3 separate regions of the Mus musculus genome follow, and regions 1 and 2 are each linked to region 3. A link is a loop called in an ENCODE intact Hi-C map of the cell type or tissue named here. Cell type or tissue: heart. All regions are shown on one strand.

Region 1 (8,000 bases), 400 kb after region 3:
AAATTAGCATTAAAATATAAGCAGCATCAGGCCAGCCCACTACAGGTAATATTAAAATGTTGTTTTATGATCTTCTACTTCAGTGAAAAGTTGGCTCTGGAGTTGGGTTATGGCTCCCCTGCCTCTAGATCCAGGCATACTTGTTTAAAGGTTCCTCCAAAATCTCCGTCCCAGGTCAGGAGGACCACCTGACTATGTGACAGAGAAAGGAGAGCAAAAGGAGACAAAAGGACAGAGTACTCCCAGTGGAGATTATCAATACTCCTCTCAAACTCTTTGGTTTTGGTTCAATGCTCTAAAACTTTTGCTAAAGTATGAATCTTATCTCAAGATCTGTAAGACTGTTATATAAACTTTATTAAATAAGACTATTATGTACCTGTACCTCAAGATTTGTAAATGTATTGGGTATGCTTAAAGATCTGTAAAATCTGTAACAAAACGTTAACTTTAAACTCATATATAGCATGAAGGTTGCTGCTTCCAGCTCTTCCACAAGTCTCACAAATGCGCGGTACAGACAGGATCCTGACATATATACACCTCTGGAGGTTTTCTGATGCCTCATTTTTCATAATCTAAGCATTGAGAACCTGCCCATGACTCCCTCTAGACACTGGGTATATCCAAATTTCTAGTTCCTAGCATCCAGGCCAGAAAAAGAAGGTTGAATGAAGAATCCCAGAAGAGCCCCCAAATTGTTATAGGTCTGGGAGTCCCTACTCTGCCCATTAATAATTTTTATAGGCAAGAAGCTTTTATTTAGATTTCCTTGCCACTCTATGCTCAGAACTCTGGATTCCTGAATACAACGCCAACCACCTCAATCAGGGGTTTATAAAAGATACAAGGTTACAGTTTGTTCTCTGGCAAAACAAGCTTGTTGACAGAAGCAAAACCAGAAGTAAAAATCTATTCCTTAGCAGCTTTTAAGAGGGTTTTGGTGCTGGGATAGAAGGTAGGATCTTTCATGTGCTAGACAAGTCCTCAGCTAGTCAGCTTTGCATTCCATTCCAGATTTGTATCACAGTCCTTCTGACCCATTGAGCCTCATTCCTTGACTATGTTAAGTCATGCTGAACCACTGAGCTACACTCCCAGTTGAAGAGTCATATGTTAATGTCCTGGGGAGAGTTGAACAAATATCTATTCACCACAGACAGGGAACTGATGAGAAGCCAAAGCCACAGTACTGAGATGGTCACTCTCAGGTTCTGGCCCACCTCCCCTGCAAGAGTGGAGTGCAAAGGGGCAGTCAGAGGAACTGAATTTGGAGGCAGAGGTGGTTTAGCAGGAACATGAGTGTATTTTGAGACTAGAAAAGCAGCTGCTGAGACACTGGTAGCAAACCGAGCAAGTCTCCACCCCACCCCCACCCCATGAGCAGGTCCTGGAGGCTGGAGTTGCTGGTCTCTGGAGCAGCAGGTCTCACAGGCTACAGACAGCTGCAGGAATGATTCAAATCTACAGCAGACGTGAAGCACGGCATGGCACCTCAGAGGATGAGGCAGTGGGAGCCTTAGAGAGGTCCATGCTCTGCCCACAGTTCTGACTCTGGTGTTCAAGGTAATATCTTCTTCCCTAGAGCCACTTGGAGTCCAGTGGGATACTGGCTCTGACATCTTCCTTTTCTTTCCTCCTCTGAGGATCTTGGATACCAGCCTCGGGTCATGAGGAACTGTATCAGGCTATACTGGGTGATAGCCCACCCTAAAGAACTACTTAGCCACAACCTGACATCTCAGCCCTGCCTGCAGAAACAACATGCCTAGGTAGCAAAAGCAACTACCTATATGTATATAGGTGTCCCCGGCCCCTCTAGACGAGCTCAGTCTTCATCCCATCAAAGGTTGGGGCCCTCTGCTGTTCCAATAAAGCGGTTTCAGCTTCTTGAGACCAAGTCTGTCTGCGTCTCTGCCTCACTTGTCTAACACAGAGAGCCTGGCTACTGAATGTGTGTGCATGCAAATACTGTGCAAAACTGGACCACTTGAGAAAGAAGTGTCAATCCTGGGAGTGGAAAGAGAAAGCCTGCCAAAACTTGAGGGTGGTGCCACTAAGGTCCACAGCTCTATCCCTCTCCCTCCACGTTGCCGGGGAAGGGAGGGCTGCAGCTTCTCTTGTCTGGGCTGTCAAACGCAGACTGTTACGTCCAGGGCCGCTCGCATGTGCTTCATTCCTTTGCTGCCACAGCAGCTGAGGAGAAGTAGACACTTGATTGTCAGAGGATGACAGCTGGGACCCATCCAGTCACTCATGGTCGTAGGCTATCAGATGGCCTCCACCACTAGCTCCGTGTACTCTGGGCTGTCAGCTCTGTATTATGGGAGAGGGTCTTTTCCATCCTCCGTTAATACCACCCAAATTCCAACCTGGTGGATCAATGAGTGTATTAGGCTAGTTATAGGAGTGTGGGTGAGGGGTGACTTACAGGTGCCTGAATGACAGTGGGTGGCATAGCTCACAAAAGCTGGAACCCTGGGGCTGTCCTCAGGACTGGCAGGCAGTGGACTAGGACAGAAATAGTCCCTCCCCTCACTATACTCTGCTTATGTAACTATGATGGCTGACTGTGGTTGACACACCTGGGTAGGAGGAACTTCAGTTGAGGAATCGCCTCCATCTGATCAGCATGTCTGTGGGGGTATTGAAGGGTTCAACCCATTGTAGACAGTACCATGTTAGGCGGTGGACTTATGCTGTGTAAGAAAGTTGGCCAGGAGAGCCAGGAGGAACAAGCCCAACATGCAGAGTTCCTCCATGGGATTTGCTTTAGTTTCTCCTTTGAATTCCTGCCTTGGCTTCTCCTGGTGATGGGCTGTGACCTGTAAGCCAAATAAACCTTTTCCTCCCCAGTTGCTTTTTGGTCATGGTGTTTAGTTCACAGCAACAGAAAACAAGCTAGAATAATGACTTTGGGGTAGGAGGGTACTTGTGACTCTGGTAGGTTCCAGAGCTTTCCTGGGACTTAGTTTATTTACCTCCGGGATTATATGTTTCAGTCCGGAAGAGATTGCTCCACAGCATTCCCAATCTCCATTACTGATTTTACTTAGAATTTCTGCTCTAGCATCAAATCCTCCACCCCCACCCCGCCCCACACAGTGCTGCATTGCTGGGTTGGAGTCTTGTTATCACCCCATCCCCAGCAATACCCTTCTGAGCTTGTTCTATTTGCATTTCTCTAACAGAAACCACTCAATGTTTCTCATGATAAGTGTTCTTCAGTGGCTCTTCAGTCTACCTAGATGAGAAAGTAAAATATCACTTCTAAGAAGCAACTTCTATTAATTAAAAGCAAATACAATGGGGCTAAAAAGATAGTTCAGCTGATAAGAGCCTTGGCACGCCGCTCTTGCACAGGACCCAACTTCTCTTCCCAGTACCACATGGTGGCTTACAACCTTCTGAAACTCCAGTCCCAGGGAATCTGATGCCTTGTTCTGAACTCCATGGCCACCAGGCACATGTGTGCTGCACATATATGAATGGAAACAAAACACTTGCACCTATAAAATAAATCTAAACAACAACAGCAACAGCAAAAACCCTCGAGTCTCTTGTCAACTACATGACAAAACACTGGACAGGAGTGACTTAAGGGAGGTAGGATTTATTCTGGCTCATAGTTTGGAGATTTCAGTCCATCATGGCAGCAGGAACAGGTTAAAATTATTTTCAAAGGTCCTAGAGCCCATTTCTACCAGTCAGATCACACTTTGAAAAATTCTATAGCCTGCCAAAACTGTGCCGCCAGCTGAGAACAAGATTTTAAACGTGGGAGCCTGTGGCGGAACATTTCACATTCAGACCATACCTACCAGATAGGATGACTTTGATGGCTGTGACATTAGTAGCTCCTGTCTGCATTTTAAGTTCCTCTCACGACTGGGGTGCGTGAACTGTGCTCCCATAGACAAAAGACACTAGGCTACATTTCATCGTAGGCTACCATCAGATGTTGGGCTTGTGGGAAGTGTCGTACCACTTACAGGTAGGAGAACACAGCCTAAGATGAGGACCCCAGCCTGGGTGAGGCCAAAGCTGGTGTTCCATAATTCCTGTATACCCAGACTCCTGCTGGGAAGTGGGAGGAGTCAGAATGGGGAGCCCAGGGCTGGGGGAGGGGGAACTCTGACTTTGCTGTCCAGGAACATGGAGGGGGGCTTCTACAGGAGACTTAGGCAGCATGGCTCTGTATGATGAAGACTTTGCCTCACGGCTATTCTTGATGAGAGAGACAGTCCTTGGTTCCAAACTGTTTATTGATTGTTCATCATGGAGAATAGGTGCATAAAACTTCCTCAAGGTGGGCCAGAGATAAAATATCTTTTGCAGGAAGAAATGTCTAGGAAGTGAAGCTTATTGGCTAAACCCTCATGTCCCAGCTAGATATCTCATTAGCATGGAGAACTCTGTGCTCTGTGACTAGTGGTCACATTCTTTCAGTGGGGAGTTGTGGTCATGTGTTACAGGCCAGGAATCTGGTCGAGAGCAGATGAAACACCTACTGTCCTCAGGTATAAGGGTGCCAGGGTTTATGAACTCAACCTTACCAAGTTTTCTGGCATGGCCCACTGTCCCACACCTGTCTCGGCACCCATTGCCACTAGCAACTGATACCTGTTTGTTCTCTCCTGGCTTAGGCCACCAAGAGCTTACTGAGGCCACTGGAGGTGACTCACTGAATAAAATTGTGTGGACCTCTAGGCCAGCAGGAAGCCACCAGGCCCAAGATCCTTCACCACGCTCCTCTGGACTGCTGTTTCACAGCGCCACCTTGTGGCAGAAAGAAAAGCATTAGCGTTCCAGAGTGGACTTGGCTCCTTCCCCTGTTGGCACTGAGTCCCCAGGATTGACTCTGTTGTTTCAAAGGAAGCACCAGAGGGTCCAGTATCTAGTGGTTTAGAAAAGGAGGTTCTAGGAGGATATTGAAAGAATTCTGCACATGTGAAGCTTGGGGTTTGAAGCTTGTGCATAAAACTCAAATTCCATCATAGTTAACTTCTTTGAAATTTATCCTTAAATTATCCTCAACAGAAAGTAGGACCTGATAAAAATGTGGATGCTGTATGTCTGAGAGATAGATGTGATAAAATGTGTTTTCCAGAGTGGAGATTCTATGTACCTTTGGGAATTAAGGCCTTAAATGGAAATTCCTTACGTCATGTGGGGTGTGCCCTTGAAAGAGATTAGGAGATGCCCCCACGGGTCTCTCTCTCTCTCTCTCTCTCTCTCTCTCTCTCTCTCTCTCTCTCTCTCTCTGTGTGTGTGTGTGTGTGTGTGTGTGTGTCTGACTCTGCCTTGTCTCTATCTCTCTCCTCTCTCTTTCCCTCTTCAGATCACAGATAAGTTGTTTGATGCACATCTTTCCTCCATAATTTACTGTTCTCTTGACCGCTCATCCCTGAACTGCAGCCTCCAGGGACAAGATAAATCTCTCTTATTTATTTATTTATTTATTTATTTATTTGTTTGTTTGTTTGTTTGTTTGTTTATTTATACACAAGTGGTTTGCATGCATGCATGTCTATGCACCATGTGAATGCAGTACCCACAGAGGTCAGAAGAGGGTGTTGGATCCCCTGGGACTGGAGTTACACCTGATTGAGAGCCATCCTGTGGGTAGTAGGAATTGAACCCGGGCCTTCTGGAAGATCAGCCTCTTAATCACTAAGACATATAACCAGCTTTTTTTCTCTGTTAAAGATGTGTTATTATATCTCAAAACTATGTGAATATGCGTTTGTGTACGGTTATGTGCAAGTGAGTGCAGATAGCCATGGAGCCCTAAGGGCTGTCAGGTCCCTTGGAGATGGAGTAATAGGCTGTGTGAGCTACTGAGCACAGGTGCTGGAAACCAAACTCCACAAAAATAGCATCTGCTCTTAACTGCTGAGCCATCTTTCCAGTGCCAAGCACGAAATAATTAACTAAATAAAATTAGTTATTTTTCTCAGGTATTTTGGTATAATAATAGAAAACTAACAAATGCATTGTCCTTTAAAAAAAAAAAACAGGGATGGTGAGATGGCTCAGTGGGTAAGAGCACCCGACTGCTCTTCCAAAGGTCCGGAGTTCAAATCCCAGCAACCACATGGTGGCTCACAACCATCCGTAACAAGATCTGATGCCCTCTTCTGGTGTGTCTGAAGACAGCTACAGTGTACTTACATATAATAAATAAATAAATCTTTAAAAAAAAAAAGTTAAGCTTTTTCCTGCCGGGTGGTGGTGGCGAATGCCTTTAATCCCAGCACTTGGGAGGCAGAGGCAGGCGGATTTCTGAGTTCGAGGCCAGCCTGGTCTACAGAGTGAGTTCCAGGACAGCCAGAGCTATACAGAGAAAGCCTGTCTCGAAAACACATACATACACACACACACACACACACACACACACACACACAAAGCTTTGTCCTCTTGTAAGTTTAGGTATGCTTTCCCCTTTCCTCAGTAAAAATCAGGTGTAGCTTGGAGGGACCTGGGGGAAAGTTATATATTGAAACTCCCCTTCTCCCTCTTCTTCTCCTTTGATTTCTTGCCAGTTGAATGCATATGACACAACTGTAACTTGTCAGTGGCAATAACTCAGAAGTGAGGCTCTATAGCGGGTGGAGAGGTCACTTAGCCTCACAGATAGCCAGCCAGGTGAGGCACACTAGCTGAGTGTGCTTTGATTGGTGTGATAAAAAAGTAACTTGGGGAGGGATTTATATGTCTACATGACCTTCAATAGTCTATAATTTAGGGAAACCAGAGCAAAATCAAGGCAGGAACTGAAGTAGAGACCAAAGAAGAACGCTGCTGTACGGCTTGCTCCCCTTGACTTGCTCAGTCTGCTTTCTTATGTGACCCAGGCCCACCTGCCCAGGGGTGGCACCATCCAACCCAAGATGAGCTGAACCTTCCCACATCAATCATTAGCCAAGAACATGCCCCAGAGACTTGCCTACTGGACAGTCTGATGGAGGCAGTTTCTTAATTGAGATTTCTTCTTCCCCAGATCTATGTCTGTGTCAAGTAGATTAGAAACTAGCCAGCATCTCCTCCCTGCCCTTTCTAGATGTGGAAAGTGAATCTCACTGAAAGCCTATATGTCTTGAGAATGACAGGTAGTGACATTTGCCCATCCCCTTGACTCTGATCCCTGGGGACATCACAACATACTCTTTGTTTGACTTTGGAGCAAGCATCCCAGGAGGCTGCCAGAGAGGCTGAGGGCTTGTTAGGAGCAAGGAGTCAGGAACATGCCCAGGGAGCCAAGCTGGGACTTAGTTCTTGTGAATCTTCACTGAGAGCAGAAAGTTGTGTGCCAATCAGCTTCCCATTACAAAAGACTGGCCCAGTCTGCTTAGAAGGAGGATGGGTTCATTTGGCCCAGACTTGTAGAGGTTTTGTTCCATGGGCACTGCACATGGCTGAGTTGCTTTCAGGGCTGTGGTGAGGCAGCCTGTGCTGGTGGGGAATAGATGGAGGAGATGGCTGCTTACCTCACAGCTCTGAACTACAAGACAGTAGAGAGAGGTGAGTGTCTATTGTGTCTTCTTCCATGGGTACACACCCTCAAGAACCTCACTTCCTCTCACTTGCTCCCGAGTCTTGAGTGTTACACTTCCTCCCAGTGGTCATCAGGCTAGAGCCAAGGCTGCATGCACCACATGGGCCTTAGTGGACCCTTGAGATCCCAGAACCAACAGCACAGTAGACAGAACTAGGAAGGGCCCCTGGGGAGCTCAGGGATGAGCCAGGGTAGCAAAGTATAAAGTGGGTGGAGCTGCTTTGGCTGGATGATATGGCTAATCTTCCAACAATTATTTTTTATGTATATGGGTGCTATGCATACATGTACACACACACACACACACACACACACACACACACACACACACACACACCATGCACACCATGCGTGTGTGGTGCCTGCAGAGGCTAGAAGAGGGTATCAGATCCCTCTGGAACTGGAGTCCCAGATAGTTGTGAGCCACCATATAAGTCCAGGA
Region 2 (8,000 bases), 540 kb after region 3:
TGTACGGGCGAGCAAGGGCGCCCTCTTGTGGCTGCATCCCAACTCCAATGATTAAGAGCCAAGATGGATTTGGGCAGGTAGGTTTAGGGGAAAGGTGTTTTCAGTGGTGTGGGAGGTTTTGAAACGTCACATTGTGACCCAGAGGGGCTTGGGAACCGGTTTAGTGTGAGCTGGGGACAGAAGTCTGTGGGGGACAGTTGGAGGTTAAATGAGATGGTTCTTGAGGGAACCCACAGTGCTGACTTGGAGCAAACAAACAGTCCATACTTAAACCATATGTCTGGACCCATAGTCACCTTAAGGCCAACTTCTCTGCTCCGCCTAGGACTAACGGATATCTACATGTGAGAGTCTTCCTGGTATACAACCACTTGTGAGGGCACAGGGGTTTCCTGGTCCGTGAGCAACATTCTCCACCAAGAAAATTGAGGAGATGCAGATTCACCAGGGCCTCCCAGCAGCCCCGTGCTTCAAGTTCTGTGCTAGGGGCTCAACCTATTTCCCAGAGATGGGCAGAGAGGGTCCTGGCTTACCAAGGGTCATATAAAGATTAAAATTCTATGAGGGTGGCCAAAGCCAGGAGAATAAGGAAGGCCACAGACTGGCAGAAAATAATTGCAAATGACATAGCTGATAAAGGACTATTGTCCAAGGCATACAAAGGACTCTTAAAATGTAACAATAGAAAATGACACAATTACAAGGCAGGCAAAAAGCTGAGCAGACACCTCAGCAAGCATGCCTGCAGATGGCTGATATGCATGTGAAAAGATATCCTGTTTCTGTCATCAGGGAATTGCCAGCGAGACCCAGCTGCTGCAGTCCTCTCACTGAGATCTCCCCTTCCCTTCCAGTTCTCCTTCATCAACAGCCACCCAAGAACATTAAAGAGAAAGTTCCAGAAACAAATAATCCAGGGATTGGTGCAATGGCTCAGTGAGTAAAGGTACTAGGTAGAAGGAAAGAACTGTGTGGGTTAACCTCCGACCCACACAGGTGGCACACATTTACCCACAGCGTGCATGCACACACAGGAATGATAAGATGTTGAGATGGCTCAGTAGGTAAGAGCGCTTGCTGCACTTGAAAAGGCCTTTCAGGTGGAGAGAATCTGGAGGTGCTCCCATCATTTGAAGAGGAGCTTAGAGTGCCCCCTTACAAGTGAAGATGGTTCAGTTCCCAGTGCCCACATAGTAGCTCACAACTCTGGTTCCAGGGGGTTTTCTGGCTTCCACAGGCACCAGGCACACATGTGGTGAACAGACATACGTGTAAGCAAAACACTCATACCCATAAAATGAAAATTAATTTAAGAAAATAAAAAATTTAAAAGAGGTAATTCCTAGTTTTCTGGCTCTGACCTCTTCCAAATAGAGTGACATAATGCCATTCTTCCACACTCAGTCATGTTTGGAGTATCAGTTGCCATGACAGCCAAGCAGGTATCATTTGACGTTTTGGTTGTGGAATCTACAGTCTCATTCCAGTCCTGGCATTCAAATGGTTGTGTTTGTTGTTCACTCTCTAATTGTTTTAAGATAGTCTTCTGTGGCTCAGGCTGACCTTGAACTCACTGGGTAGCTGAGACTCCTGCCTCCACTTCTGAAGCACTAGGGTTATAGGCACGGCCACCATACTCAGCAAAGTGGCCTTTGCTTTTCTTAGATAGCTCCAGAGGGCAAGGGTAGTGATGCTGGGAACCCAGATGGGCTGAAGAGAAGCCAGGAGTGCACCCCTCAGTGTGAAGAGGGGTTGGAAGTACTCCCCTGTGGTGCTTTAATGGGAAATGCACCTATAGGCTCAAATATTTAAACACTTGGTCCCTAGCTGGTGACTCTGTTTGGCGGAGGTATCTATGTGTGGTCTAGTGGGAGTAACTATGGGAGGATCTACACTGAGGGGGGAGGATCTACACGGAGGGGGGAGTAGCTACACTGAGGGGGAGGATCTACACTGAGGGGGGAGGAGCTACACTGAGGGGGGAGGAGCTACACTGAGGGGGAGGCTTGAGAGCACTCAGCCTCTCCCAGCTTGAAAGCACTCCTCCTTTCTCTGTTTCTACACTCTCTCTGCTTTGTGTTTGTGCTTGAAAATAAGATCGCTCAGCTTCCTGCTCTGTCGCCCAGTCTGTTGAGTGCTGCCATACTTACCCTAAGGGACTCTCATCACTCTGAAACCATAAACCGTAATCCTTCTTCCTTCCATGACCATGCCTTCCTTGGTCATGGTATTTTATCACAGCAACAGAAACGTGACTGATAGAACTCTTCATGGGAAGGGGATCTGGGAGTGCTCTCCTCAAGGGAAGAGGAGCCAAATGTGCTCCCTTCAGACAAAGAGAATCCATAAGTGCTCCAGTCATATGAAGAACTGTGAGTGCTCCCTCATGTAAGGAAGAAGTGAAGCGAAGAGCTTTCTCTGAGTGACAGGGAGTAGGGTAGGGAGGAGAGGGGAGAGAGCAGGCACATTACTTTTGCTACAGCGCCCCAGAGCATTTGCTCCATGGTATTGCTACTGCCCTGTACTATTTCTGTCACAATATCTTACCATGCTCCATTTATAAAATGAATGATCATGCCAGGCAGTAGTGGCACACGCCTTTAATCCCAGCACTTGGGAGGCAGAGGCAGGCAGATTTCTGATTTTTTGATTTTTTTGTAGACCAGCCTGGTCTACAGAGTGAATTCCAGGACAGCCAGGGCTATACAGAGAAACCCTGTCTTGGAAAAAAAAAAAAGATAGGCAAGCATATAAAACAAAAACACAAGATCCATAGGACTAAGGGCCACCCACAATTTTAGGTGCCTAGTGGGGATCTTGGAGTGTGTCCCAGGGTAATGGGGGACACACCCACTTTGATCTTTATTGAGGTCCAAGTGAATTCACCAAGGAGAGACTGTCACGTCCCTAAGGAGTATGACCATACAGGTTGTTGAAGAGTTCAAAGAACGGTTGGGGTTAAGACAACTAGGGATGAGGTAAAGGGGATAGAGAAGGAGGGAGAAGGCAGAGATCCCAGGTAGAGGCAGAACCTGTGGCCTTCATCCCAGGGTACCACTGAGTCTCCAGGGCCAACGGTCTTAGACACCCTACATTTGTCACTACTCAGGATATCACAGGGCAACCCAGTGCCTGAGAGCTGTAACATAAGTCACTACAGGAGCTGAGCGGCCCAGTACCTCAGACCCACCCAGGAGCTGTGCCACTAGAAGGTAGCTAGCTGCTTGCTGCCCCAGTTAGCTGTGACACCCAGGTAGCTGCCTAGTGTTACAATAGCAGCCCAGTGCCAGGGCCACTGGGGGTTAAAGCCCAGGGTGATGAACCTCCAGCATGAACACCCACAGCTCTGAGCTTCTAGCTCCTAAGTCTAAGAAGCAACAGGGTCCTGGATTCCAGGGCTGTGGCTGCAGCCTCTGGCTCTGTCATCTGCCAGTCCAGCTCCCAGCACCTCGGCCCTCAAGGGCTGGGACTGCTCAAACTGGAAGGCTTCTCTTTGTCTTCTCTGACTCATATCTGGGTAAAGAAGGACCCTATTGGCTGACCAGAAACAGCACAATTCTAGGGACTGCCACAGAGCTTCAACAATCTCACTCCTAGCTTGATACCTGATTATCTCCATAGCTGTGGCCTCTCCAGGCCATAGGCGGTGTGTGGTGACACCTGGTGGCCAAGAGCGGGATTGCTAGCAGTTGATGCAGCTAGGGTAAACTTCATTCTAGCCAGTGTAGGGCTGGGGAGTCGCCTAGAAGCACATAAGCAAGGGGGTGTGCGGAGTTCAGATGACACCTTGTACCTGTTTCCAAATTCTAATGAACATGATACCTTCCCCGTCACCCTTGCCACAGGCACGGGATCACTGTTGCTTTGGCTGTGGTTGTCTGGCTTTTCAGAGCCTCTGTTTCCTATTTTCTCTCTGTTTATGGGAATTATACTAGTTTGAGACCTGCTACTGGAGAACGCTATAGGGTTAAGAGGCCCACTGGAGCCCCACTATGGCTTCTGATAACTGTAATTTCTGTGTAATTGGCATTTAAAAAAGACTAGGTGTGCCTAGCTGCCAGCCCACATGCACAGACATGAGCATGTACATGCTGGGCGGGAGAGGCCCTCTGGAAAGGCAACTCCTGTGTGTGGCCAGTATGGGGTGCTGACCGTAGCATTTGCTGAATTGGTCTGGCCACCCACGTGAGAGCAGGCAGTTCTGACAGCTGCGCTGGGGTAGTGGCTGTAAATGGGGCCTGTCCTACCCTGGATGCCTGGAGGACCTGGTGTCTGTGTGTTTCTCGGTAAATGCATGTGATTGTGGAGAGCCTGGCTGGTGGCACCCAACCTGCAGCTCTGTGCTGTTTGGTCTTTGTGGTCCCCAGGCCCTTGGCCAGCCATTCCCAGGGGTGGGAAGTGATCCAGGCCTGGCCCACTTACCTTGCCTGCTCTGAGAGGGACAGGTGGCTGCATGCTTGTCCTTACACCTCACCAGAATCATCCTCCCTTCTATGCCTGTCTTCACTTTCTAGGCCCAGAGAGGTTGCAAATCCTTCTCAGGATTGCACAGGGTCCTCAGCTAGGGCTGATGAGAGGCTGGGGTGGGGCTGGTTTTTCTGACTGAGTCTATCTGCCAAGCCTGCTGTCTCAGGAGGGGGTTGCCAGTAGCTAGCAGAGCATGCTCCTGACATGTGCTGTGTTCATCTCACCATGGCTCTCCATTGCTTGCAATACGAATGAGTTTCACAGCCCACCATCCTGGCCCCACCCTCTTCAGTCTTGTGGCCATCACTCCCTGCCGAACCCTGTGCACCAGTCACCTTGCCCACTCTTCTTTCCCATTCTGGACCTTTTGCTTGGAGAGCATGGAAACTCCTATACATCCTGCAATGCCCAGCTCTGAGCACCCTCCACAGAGTTAGAGCTTCCCCAACTGCTTTCTAGGTGCTTGCTAGTCTCACTTCTCAGTGTATGTGCAAATGAGTTCCCCTCTGAGTCCCCAGCACCCAGCACCAGGCATGGAGCAAAGCAGACACAGATACATGCTGAGTGAATCAACAACACAGGCATGCTCTTGCCAGGATGCAAACTAGCTGGGAGGAAGATCCAGAGTGGGCCAGGACCGGGGTATGGGGCAGGTTGGTGGAATAGGAGTTGCCCAGGTATCCTCTCCTTAGCCCTGAAGCACCTGCTCCTGGCTCCTCCTTAGCAGGGGCTGATGATAACTCAGCTCTGGCCCCAGGTACAGGGCTCAGACTCTGAGGCCGTGCCCTGGTAGGGTAGTCAGAGACTCATCCTCCTTTCTGTCCATTTTATCAGATCGGAAGCTCAAGGCCAGTTCTGCTTGGCTGACACTAAGGTTTCTGTCCTCCCTGTTCTAGGACTTTGACCCTTTGAAGCTCAGGAAGGGTGGGAACAGGAAGGGACAGTAGTGCTGCTGTGCTGGCTCCAGGGCTTCGGCATCAGGGTCAGGGTTTGTGCCTGAAGTTCCCACCCATAGCCGAGTCATCAGGCCAACGCCCTTGGGCCAGCCGAGCCATCCCTGTGGGAGGTTGGCAGAGCCCGAGGGATGGTAGCTGGGATTGAGGCTTTCTGAATACTATCCTGCCTCCAAAGGTCAGGCCCAAAGAGAATAAGGTTCCTTTTACCACGGCTGGGGGACAAGAACTCCAGCACCAAGAAGGCCAAGTGTGCCATGACCCAAGTCTGGGCTGTTCTCTCTGTGGTTGAGGCTGGGAGGCCTCAGCTTCTTCACTGTGAACAGCACAGCCTTGGCAGCCATACCCTGGCCTACTCACTGTACACCGCCTGCACACTGAAATTTGTGCCCCAGACTAACCTGTCCTCTTGGGGAGTCTCCTCCAGACCACATGGCCTTTGCATAACATCCCACTTGTGGCTCCAGACATGGCTGCTTCTAAACAGGTAGGAGTAAGGCGGGGTTCTGCATGGAGGAGAAGGAGGAGTGAGGGGGAAGAAGGGGCTATGATGATGGTAAACTGAGTCCCAGTTAGTGGCACCAGGTGTGGCATAAAGCAAAGAAATGTTTGTAGAGAATTTAAACAACCTTGCGCACACAGCTCAGTGGAAAGGCAGGTCTTTTTCAGATAGTCGACAGTTGTGTTTGTCAAAATGTTCAGTCTATGGGCAGAGCAAAAATGCAGCAGTGGGTTGGGTGACCATGAGAGGGGTGAATGAGAAAGGTGTGCATAGGGTAGTCCAAGCTGGAACAGGAGGGAGGAGAGATAGCCCCTTGGCAACTCCATTGCTTTGGGCTAGAAATATGACTCCTCTTTCACACTCCCATATTCTATCTATTGGACCCCAGAACATTCTAGATCTCCCCCCCTCTGTTCCCCAACATTCACACCCCTGGTGAGTTCTGCAGAATGAACTCTGAGGACATTCCCGAACTTGACCCCATCCCTCCGTAAGCTTCTCTATTTCAGACCATCCTCGTGTGCAGACCTAGCTGCTCCGGCCTGATCCCTGCCCCATGTCTCTCTTGCTGCTAGCCTCCAATGCCCCAGCGTGCCTCTGCAGGAGACTTGCTTCTGTGGATACAGCCCTTTTCTGCAGTGCCTGACTGCTTGGGCTAACCTACCCCTGCCCACCTAGGGTTCCCTGGAGCCGCCACATCTCCCAGATGCTCGGTAGGCTAAAGTTGCTGCCTGGCCTGGGACCACTCCCTTTGCCCCAGACATTGCTTCCTGATGTTCAGAAGGCCTCTTTCCTTTCCTCTTTTCCAGAAGGCCCCACTACCCCATGTGTTTTCTCAGGCATGCCCTTGCTGGCCACCAGGTCTTCCATGATGACCCTCCTCACCACCGTGCTCTTCCTCTCCCTAGAGAAGTGTAGCTTCCTCAGAGCTTGGTCACTTACAGATAGTGTTCCTGTCCTCAGTGTGAAATAGCGGGGGCTTCAGGAAACAGGTGCTCTAGGAAACATGATGGACTTTCAGTGGGAAACCTGGGTGTCTTGGATAGTAGGGGAACTTGCAACATGTCCCTATCCTTTCCCCAAACTCAGTCTCCCTACCTGTGTTCTAAGGCTCAGCTCCCCTTCTCACAGCTAGTAGCATCGTGTTGGGGGAACCAAGCCTTTCCTTTATCCTTGAAGAGGGTTACCATGGAAACAGTCTTGGCTCGGGCTTAGGGAGCATCCAGTCCTTTGTTAGACTTGGGCCTGCCTTCGGCTTCCCCCTCCCCCGGCTTCCCCATCCCCCGTAGCCTGAGATCTAGCTGTGAAGAGACCAGTGACTAAGGCGGGGCCGCACAGGGAGGGGGGCATTATTTTGGCTGTACACCCCTCCCCTTCCCTCCCCAAATTGATGTTTGCGTCACCAGTTTGAAAAGCTCTCGAGGACAGGGCAGTGTAGCCGGAAGATCAAGTCCCTGGGCACTTGACCCAGAGGCATATTCCCAACCCACGTGGCTTTAGGGACCAGCTCTCCGCCCTTTTCCGTGCCCCGGGCCCTGGCATTTCCCGCTCTCCGTTCTGCAGTGATAAGCAGGGTGGGCGCCGTTGCCTGCTCGCGCCCACCGGGGCAGGATGTGGGCCTGGCGGGTGCGCAGCGTAGTCAGCGTGGCCACAGGTGGACACTCCCGGGTCCCTCTTCAGGGCCCACATATCCAGAGCGGGACAGCTGCTCACGGGGAGGCCGCGGTGAAGTCGGGCCGTTGACTCCGGGCTCTGACTTTCAGCCTGGCTTGGAGCCATGGGGCAGGCATGCCGGGACTCTCAGGAAGAGCCCGGACTCCAGCGGCAGGTGGCGAAGCTCAGCTGCTGAGTGCCAGTCCCTAGCGTGGCCAGCCGCCTTTGGCCAGTGCAGCTAGGGCGTGCGCCAAAGCCACCGCCGCTGAGGATGTTGGACGCCACCAGGAGGCGCTGCGAGCGTCGCGGATCGTCAGTGCGTGTGTCCGAGCGGTGGCTCTGGCAGAAAGCTATCCAGGCGCAGGGGCGCTAGGCGCTGGTCCGCGGAAAGCCGAGGCGCAGGTCCTAGAACTTTCTACCCGGAG
Region 3 (8,000 bases):
AACACAAGGTACAAAACATACCATTGGTGCTGGAAGTTAAATAGCCCCCCACCCACCCACCCAGATAGGGGCATTAAAGCTCATCTTATCTTATATACCACTAATGAAAAGGAACTTGACTACTTTCTCAGGGTGTTTCTGGGTGCAGCTCTTGACAAAACTTCTATTAGCCCCAAACATTAGGGACAGGCACCTCCTGTGGAGGAAGAACTCATGCAGATGGGCTCCCTTCTACAGAGGCAGCAGGAGCTCATCAGCCTCCACATAGTCTCCACTGTCACACACAGCACACAGAGACCCAGATGGGTCAGCACGAACCCTGAGCCTCATAGGTACAACCATCCTACCCCAAGGTAGGGTCCCTGAGGGAGTCCTGGCCCACAGACTAGCAGACCACTGTGGTAAACAACACACTTTGAACAGACCATTGGATTGTTGGTTGGAGGCAGTGGGTTCCATATTCTTCCTGTTGGTCTGCAAGATTAACATTATTGTTTTAAGATGAAGCTTCCAGAACCATTGTGCAAACTAATAGGCTGGCCTCCAGGTTTGCAGTTGGGATGGATGCTGTACCACCAAGGTCCCTGTGAACTGCCTGTCATGTAGCAGGTGCCTAAGAAATCTTTGCTGGGCTTCAACTGCGTGAAGCAGGATGGGAAGTCACACAGTTCTTCAGAGTCATTAAGAACTTGCCTGCTCACTGCCTGCCATCCCCAGCTGGCTCTTGTTGTGACAGCCTGGAGCTGAAAGACTGAGAGCCAATGTACCGACTGTATCCTGTCACAGTAATGACGGTGCCCTGCAAAGGACTCAGCAGAGGAGGTAAAGGTGACAATGAAGAGAACACAGAGGAATAACCAGTTTCTAGATGGCAGGAATAGGGGGCTCATTCCTGCAGGAGCCAAACCTGGGATGGGTGAGGGGGGCAGAGAGGGACATCAGAAGACACTGCCCCCAACAGAATCACATACTGTGCTGTGCTGAGAGATGACCTCAAGAACTGTTCCTGTCTAGGAACACTTAGGGGCTTAGATATACTACATGCTAGTGTCTGAAGGCTGGCATAAAGGTTAGCTGAAGACAAGCAGGATCAACTTTCCAGCCACAGCCTTGTTTACTTGTCTCCAGACACTGGGGAAGTAGCCTGTCACAGGATGGCATGCAGAGCAGAGCTGGACAGGGCAGCCATAGCAGTGAGTGTTATGGGCCCTTTAAGCAGCCTTGAGACTAGTGGCAACTTTAGTCATAAGACCTAAGATTACTTAATGTTTGCAAGCTGCAGGAGCCAGAGTCCCTTACAAAGGGGGAGCACTGTGGTCCTTTCTTTATTCCTCCATTGCACAGATCTCTCTGACCTCCAGTCTCATGGCACTTTCCCCACACACCAGCTACCCAAGAACACCTGGGTGCTTGGGAGACAGGAGCAGGCAGGCCCCTAAACCCTGAATGTGCTGTGTGACCTTGGACATGTCCCTGCCTCTCTATGTCAGAATCTTGGGTACTCTTTCCAGCACAATACTCAGAGACAGGGCTGTGGGCAATGTGGAACACTGAACCACCTCTTATCCTGTCTTTTCCAGCACTGGGGATGGAGAGGGCAGGGGATGCATCTGGTTTTCAAATTCAACTCCTGGGTTTTTATGGGCAAGTGAGTTTAGAGGCCGGGCCACCTTGCCAGTCCATGGGGAGCAGAGCACAATGCTGGAGGCAGGGAAGGGTGACTAGAAGGCCATGCTGGTGCCTCCTCTGGAGTTGGAGAAGGGCTATACTGACCGGACAGTATGAGCACAGGCAGATGCTGGCATGAAATGAGACAGTGGCTTAGCCAGACTCCTGACCAGACCACCAGGTAGGAACTGAGCATGCTCAGAGCAACACACACAACTGACCAGGCAGTGCCCACTGCTGTCCTTGGGAGGCTCATGAAGTGGACAGAGCCAGGGGAGGGGACACCCATTGTCATCTGTCTGCTCAGTTTGCTCTGGTGACAGATCAGCTGTGACAGTTTACAGCTTGGCAATTTAGAGTGGGTACTACCCAGTAGAAACATGGAAGTAGGTTTTCCCTAGGACTCCTGGAGGTGTGGGAGGTCCTTGTACACCTTCTCTGCTGACCAAGCTTGCCAAGGCACAGAATAAGGACAGCTGCTGTGGTCAGGGTGGGAGTGGGATTTCTCACACCGAGCCTCACCCTAAGGTCCCAAGCCCAGGCTGTTAGAAAAGAATGGGGTTTCCTTTACCAGCCCCCAGCAAATCTCACAACCCTATACTACAGCCTGCCTCTTGTCACATACAGGACCTGGTCCAGAGGTTTCACTGTGTTCTGCCCACTAAGCCTTGACCCTTGAACTGATTTCACTGGGAGGAACCTACCAGGAAGACCCCCGAGACCGAGATCCAGCAGGAGGGGCTGCCCGAGGCCACACAAGCAGGTCCAATTTTGGATCAGGTCCCTCTAGCCCAGGCTGCTCAGCTTGAACTAAGCTTTCACCCACTCCGGGCGAGTCCAGCAGTGTGAGGCAAATTCCTGAGATGCTTCTAACTCCCTCCCGCCCGCAGGCTCGGGACTGGGAAGCGCTGGCGGGGTTTCTCCAGGTGGAGGAGGGGGGAGGGGAAAGGAGGCAAGGGTCACAGGGCGACCCCCGGGCTCTGTCCCAGCACAGCAGGAGGCACCGCATTGGCGTGGAGGGCGCCCGCCCCCACCTAGATCGCCGGCACCCCGCTGCGCGGTCCGCAGAGCGCAGAAGCTGTTCGGTCGCGTCCTCCGCGCGTCCCAGGGGCCGCCCCACACCGCCCCGCTTGCAAGGCCGGTGGCGCCGGGTCCCCAGAGTCTGCAAGCCCGCACCGCGCGCGCGCGCGAAATCACCGCGGCTTCACTAGCCCGCCGGGGTCCGCATAGCCCGGCCCCGCGAGGGGGTTCGAGCCCAGCCCGCCTGCTCCTACCTCTCGGTGCCCGCAGCCGCCGAGTGCGCGCCGACCCGCCGAGAGCGCGGCCCTTACGCGTCGGGCCGGCGGGGCGCGGGGTCCAGGGGCGCACAGAACCGGAGCCTGACCCCGCGCCCCCGCCCGACGTGACCTTGGCGGGGGTCCTCTTTCTGCCTGGCCTCAGTTTCCCCCTTCCGAAGGTGTGTGTGTGTGCGCGCGCGCGCGTGTGTGTCGGGGGGCGGGGAGGACGGGTGCCGCCCCAACCAACGACGTCACCGGAGTCCGGGCGAGTGGAGGGCGCTGGAGGCCTCGGGGCCGCCGCAGCGGATAGGCCAGGTGGCCAGGCACGCAGAAAACCGGCGCGGAGTCGTCGGCACGGCGGCACCTTTCCTTTCTCTTACGAACCTCAAGATCCCCCAAATTAACACCCAGCCGAAAAGCAGCCGGGGCCCACACTCCCTGGTCCTCCCAAGGAGAGCCGCATCCCCTGCGGCCAGTGTTCCTCCTCCTGCACTTGTCCGCAGTTCGCTGAGACAGTCTAGGGAGGACAAGCCACTGGCTCCGAGTCGCACAGCGTCCGGACTGCTGAGGTTTGTCCGGGCACCACGCCCCTCCGCAATCTCTACGACCCCACACTATTCGGTTGAGCGAAAGAAGGACGAAGGATCCTGGACTGAAGGCTATATCCCTTATCCTTATAGCGCAATGAACTAGCCACCAAATAAATTCTGTGACTGGCCTCAATTAGCCTGACAACTGTCTTTGAGAATGGGGTAGGGGAGTCTGCACCAGGAACCCAAAGTTTGAGAAAGAAATAGACTGGAAAGGGGAGCTGGGCCTGGAGGGGATAGGAACAGGGAAGGTGGGTGTGCAGGGCTGTGCCTAAGAAAAATACGAGGATGGGAAAGCGTTGTTAGCCTGTATAGTAGAGAACGGAGGCGTGGGAAGCACACAGCAGACCACCCTGAAAAAGGAGCTGTCCTTCCTAGGCAGAGTCCCCACGCCTCCCACCAGGTGGAGCAAGGGCGCCAGGAGAGAGTGCTGCATCCAAGCAGCGCCCCCTGGTGCCTAGAAGCGGCGAGGCAAGAAGCTAGAAGGACTGGGCGGCCGTGGTCCAGCCTGGAGGAAACTGGGGGAGTGATGTCATGTGTGAGCAGATGGGGCTGGGTAGGCTGCCATTAGGCTGTGTTGACCTTGAACAAGGCGCTTTCCTCTTTCAGAGCTATTTTATTTTATACTCTGCTTTTTAAATTTGAGACAGTGTCTCACTCTAGACCAAGCTTGCATGTAGCCCACACTAGTCTTGAACTCATGACAAGCTTGCCTAGCCTTCCAAGTTCTGTGATTACAGGTATGAGCTCCCATGCTAACACCCAACTCTTTAAGAATTTTCTGAATCTTAGAATATTGGGTATTGATAACAAAGCTAAGGGACAGTCTAGGTCCTGGTATGTCTATCCTGCCCCTGACAATCATAAACCTAGCCCTCGTGGCCCACTCCTGCAACCCTGGTACCTGGGAGATTACTTTTGAGACCTTTCCCCACCTGAAAAGTAAACCCATGGCACCTTGCTAGTGTCCATAGCAAGGCAGTAGGATGGGCTCACAGGCCAAGGTGTGAGTCTTACCCTCCCCCAAACCTAGTTATAGCTTTTCACATTGTTAGAGTAATGGATTATTGTTTTAGTTTAAGGCAACAGAGCCTATGCTAGACTGGGACTTCCTTAGAAGATCAAACTAACCTCAAACTCACAGAGATTCTCATGGCTCTGCCTCTTGAGTTTTGGAATTAAAGGTGTGTGCCCCCATTCCCAGCCTACTGTACTAGTTTTAAAACATATTTTAAAAAGCAGCCCTTCAAGGAGGAAGATTCTTGTGTAGTTTTTATAACTAATATAGCTGGTGTGGAGATCAGTTACAGGGCTGGTAGGAAGGCAGGTGATAGAAGATAGGCTAACTAGGTCTGAGGCAGCTGTGTGACCTCAGCCAGATCCTATCACCTCTCCGAGCCTCATAGGAGCTATAAGCTGGAACTGATGGAACCCCCATCCTGCCTCCTTCAAGGCTGCTGAGCAGGTCGGCTGCACTGATGTATGGAAGGTGTGCAAAGGGCACCGTGCAGAAGCTTCATTCCCAGAAGCCAAGAAAGCAAATGTTGATGTATTGAACTATATCAAATTAGACCATATAAATGGAATCAGAATACCACAAACAAGGTAAAAAAGACAAATGGCACCCTGAAACAATGTCTGCCGCACATAGCACAAGTTAATGAGGAAAATGAGAAAAAAGTTAATTTCCCTAACACAGAAAGTGCTCCTTCCAATCGATAGGATGACTAACCCATTAGAAAACAGCCAAGGCTATGAAAGCTGCTCAGGACTCCTGCTTGTAATTAAATGCACATTAGAGAAATGCAATCAAAACACAATTCAACTCACTTGCTTTAAAAAAAAATTCCTAATTGGGGGGTGGAAATGGCTCAGTGGTTAAGAACACTTGCTGTTCTTACAGAAGACCCAAGTTTGGTTTTCAGCACCCACATTTATCCTTTGCTTGTCTTTGTGTCTCACAAAGGCAAGTACATTCAGTCCCCAAGCTATGTTTCCACTTACGTTTCCCTCACTTTACAATGGTGTCATGCACTCAGTGATATGTGGGTGAACACACTCCAGACTTGAGTTCTGATCTTTCCCTGAGCTAGTGAGATGCAGTCTGACCATCTTCCAAGATGTTGGGATGAGGCAGTGAACAGGTGTCCCACGGGGATCTGGGGACGGGACACCAGCCTGCTCTATACAACGGGTGCTGCCCAGCTGGGGAGTCAGTCAGCAGATATATTGAATTAATTTTTCACCAAACATTTTCAGTTCATGATGGGTTTGTTGGAATCTTAAATATCCCTTGCACCCCCAAGGTCTGTGTGAAAAAGCTTTGGCCTCTAGGGTGGCAGTATTGGAAGGTGGCTGAACCTCTCTACTCTTTGTTTCTTCTTTCTCAGGCCTTGACTAGTAACTGCTTCTGCCTCCTGAGCTTGCCATGATGGGCTGTGCTTCCATGGTGCCAAGCAACCACGGACTGAAATCTCTACAACTATAAGCCAAAACAAGATAGTGGTTACAGTACTGGAGGGCTGGCCTGTGTGCTAATATTAAGTATTTGTACCTTTGGAGGTAAGGGGGGCGGGCACCGAAGATCTGCTGGTCCCTGAATATACTACCTCTGACAAGGATGAGCCAGGGAAGGCACAGAAACACCCTGGAAAGGGCAAGGAGAGCTGGGAACAGAAAAGAGGAAGACTGGCCTTCCACTGAAACATTCTACTTACACCTGTGTGTGTGTGTGTATGTATATATGTATGTACACACATATATGTATAAGTATATATCTCACTATATATCTGCATTACTGTTTTGTTTTGCTTGTTATCCTCTGTGTAGCCCTGGCTGTTCTCAAACTCAGAGATCTGCCTGCCTATGCCTCCCAAGTACTGGGATTAAAGGCATGCACTACTACACCTGACTTGGATATATTCCTGCTGTTTGTTTGTTTGTTTGTTTGTTTGTTTTTAATCTGTTTGCAAATGATAAAATTCTGGGGCTGGAAAGACAACTCAGTGCTCTTGAAGAGGATATGGGGTCAATTCATAGCACCCACATAGGGGCTCACAACCGTCCTAACTCCAGTCCAAGAAGATCCATGAGTGCCAGGCATACACACAGTGCACATATATACATGTAAGCAAACACTGATACACATAAAATCAATGTAAAAATTTACAAGGAAAATAGCAATTTCTGATGTTGGGAGGTACGGTGCCTAGGCCTGCTGTGACACAGGCTTAGGATGACTGCCTGTGACCTCAGTATGGAGGGTGCCCCTTCTGAACCCTATAGTTTCCTCTACCAAGTGAGCAGGAAGCATAAGACAAATGCCCACCTCACATTGCCAGTCAGAACCTTCTCAGCAGAGGAGCTAACTGGGTGTTGAAAGAGCCCCTGAGGAGATGAGAACAGCAGAGCTAAGGGTCAAGGGACCCAAGTGATTTTTGAGATCCCCCCAGCTCCCTCAGGGACACTCCTATCTGTTTTTCCCATGTCCATATCCTGCCTGGAAATACTTATTTCATGTTTCCTGTCTGGGGTTACCCTGGCAACAGCTCTGTCATCTGTCTGGGTTGGAGGTCAGTCCTGTGGCATGGGACAGATGACCAATCTGTAGATACCATGTGGGTCTGAGATGATTGGGGCAGAGCCTCATGTTGGGCAATCAAACCTACTCACCCAGAGAATGACCTAGCCTGGATCCTCTCTTGCTCTGCTCCTTCTATGTACAGAGGAAGTAGGGGAACGGATGAGAGAAAAACCGCAAGAAACAAAATAGTGTAACTCACAACAGTGCAGATGCTAGCAGCACAGGAAGTGTGTGTAGCAGAAGCCATCCCATCCCTCATCTCCCGCCCCCTCCCTCTCACCTTTCCATCATCAGCAAGCATGTCTGTGCCTTCTTCCTGTAGTTAAAACAAGGCACTCTGCAACCAGTCATGGCCTGTACTTTCCAGCCCCAGTCTACCCTTTTAGCTCCTTCTTCTAGCCAGTATTGTCCCGTATGTAGAGCAATTTTCAAAAATCGACTCTATCCTATCCCACTCCTGCTCAGAACTCCTCTATAGCTCCCTGTGCTCTTGAGATAAAGAGGTTCCTCACCCAGCCCCATCTCCAGCAGCTTTTCGACAGTCAGGCTAAACTTAATGGCTTTGAGCACACACTGCTATGCCATGCCACCATGTGTTTGACCTTTGTAGTCTTCTGCTTTATTCCATATGCAAAGAAGTCTTCAGATCAACAATAGAAACTACGATTCAAAAAGTTTTCAAGTCCAGTTCACATAAGTAGCTCAGAGAACAAAAATGCAAATAACCTATAAACATACAACCACACATACAACTTCACCAATAAAGGCAGAGACTGCACAATGGTGACATACTGTTAGCTTCTGGAACATGCACACAACTTCCTAAATGTTTGTTAGCTGTGTCCAAACCCATTAGATCCATTTCCAAAGGTATCATCTCCT

Evidence for each region. Peaks named below come from ENCODE experiments on the same cell type or tissue, not always from the same donor. Only the 100,000 strongest peaks of a DNase experiment are listed, where the experiment ranks them.
Region 1: a loop joins it to region 3, with 3 times the contacts of the local background. A loop is called at or near these places in 13 of 42 quality-filtered maps.
Region 2: a loop joins it to region 3, with 9 times the contacts of the local background. A loop is called at or near these places in 7 of 42 quality-filtered maps.

What each region holds. Positions count from the first base shown.
Region 1 is chr6:91,135,329-91,143,328 of GRCm38, forward strand. No RefSeq gene overlaps it. Among named protein-coding and RNA genes, the nearest start is that of Hdac11, 17 kb to the right of the region's middle. In heart, a CTCF peak has its summit at 4,784 (motif pointing left); a DNase peak (open chromatin) is centred at 4,757; H3K27me3 peaks cover 2,801 bases.
Region 2 is chr6:91,277,748-91,285,747 of GRCm38, forward strand. No RefSeq gene overlaps it. Among named protein-coding and RNA genes, the nearest start is that of Fbln2, 69 kb to the left of the region's middle. In heart, CTCF peaks have their summits at 33 (motif pointing left) and 7,856 (motif pointing right); DNase peaks (open chromatin) are centred at 3,664, 7,404 and 7,564; H3K4me3 peaks cover 715 bases; H3K27me3 peaks cover 6,228 bases.
Region 3 is chr6:90,733,635-90,741,634 of GRCm38, forward strand. The region is part of intron 1 of Iqsec1 (IQ motif and Sec7 domain 1); the gene reads right to left. Among named protein-coding and RNA genes, the nearest start is that of Iqsec1, 72 kb to the right of the region's middle. In heart, no CTCF peak of the experiment used is centred here; DNase peaks (open chromatin) are centred at 2,711, 3,217, 3,987 and 7,061; H3K4me3 peaks cover 2,363 bases; H3K27ac peaks cover 3,221 bases.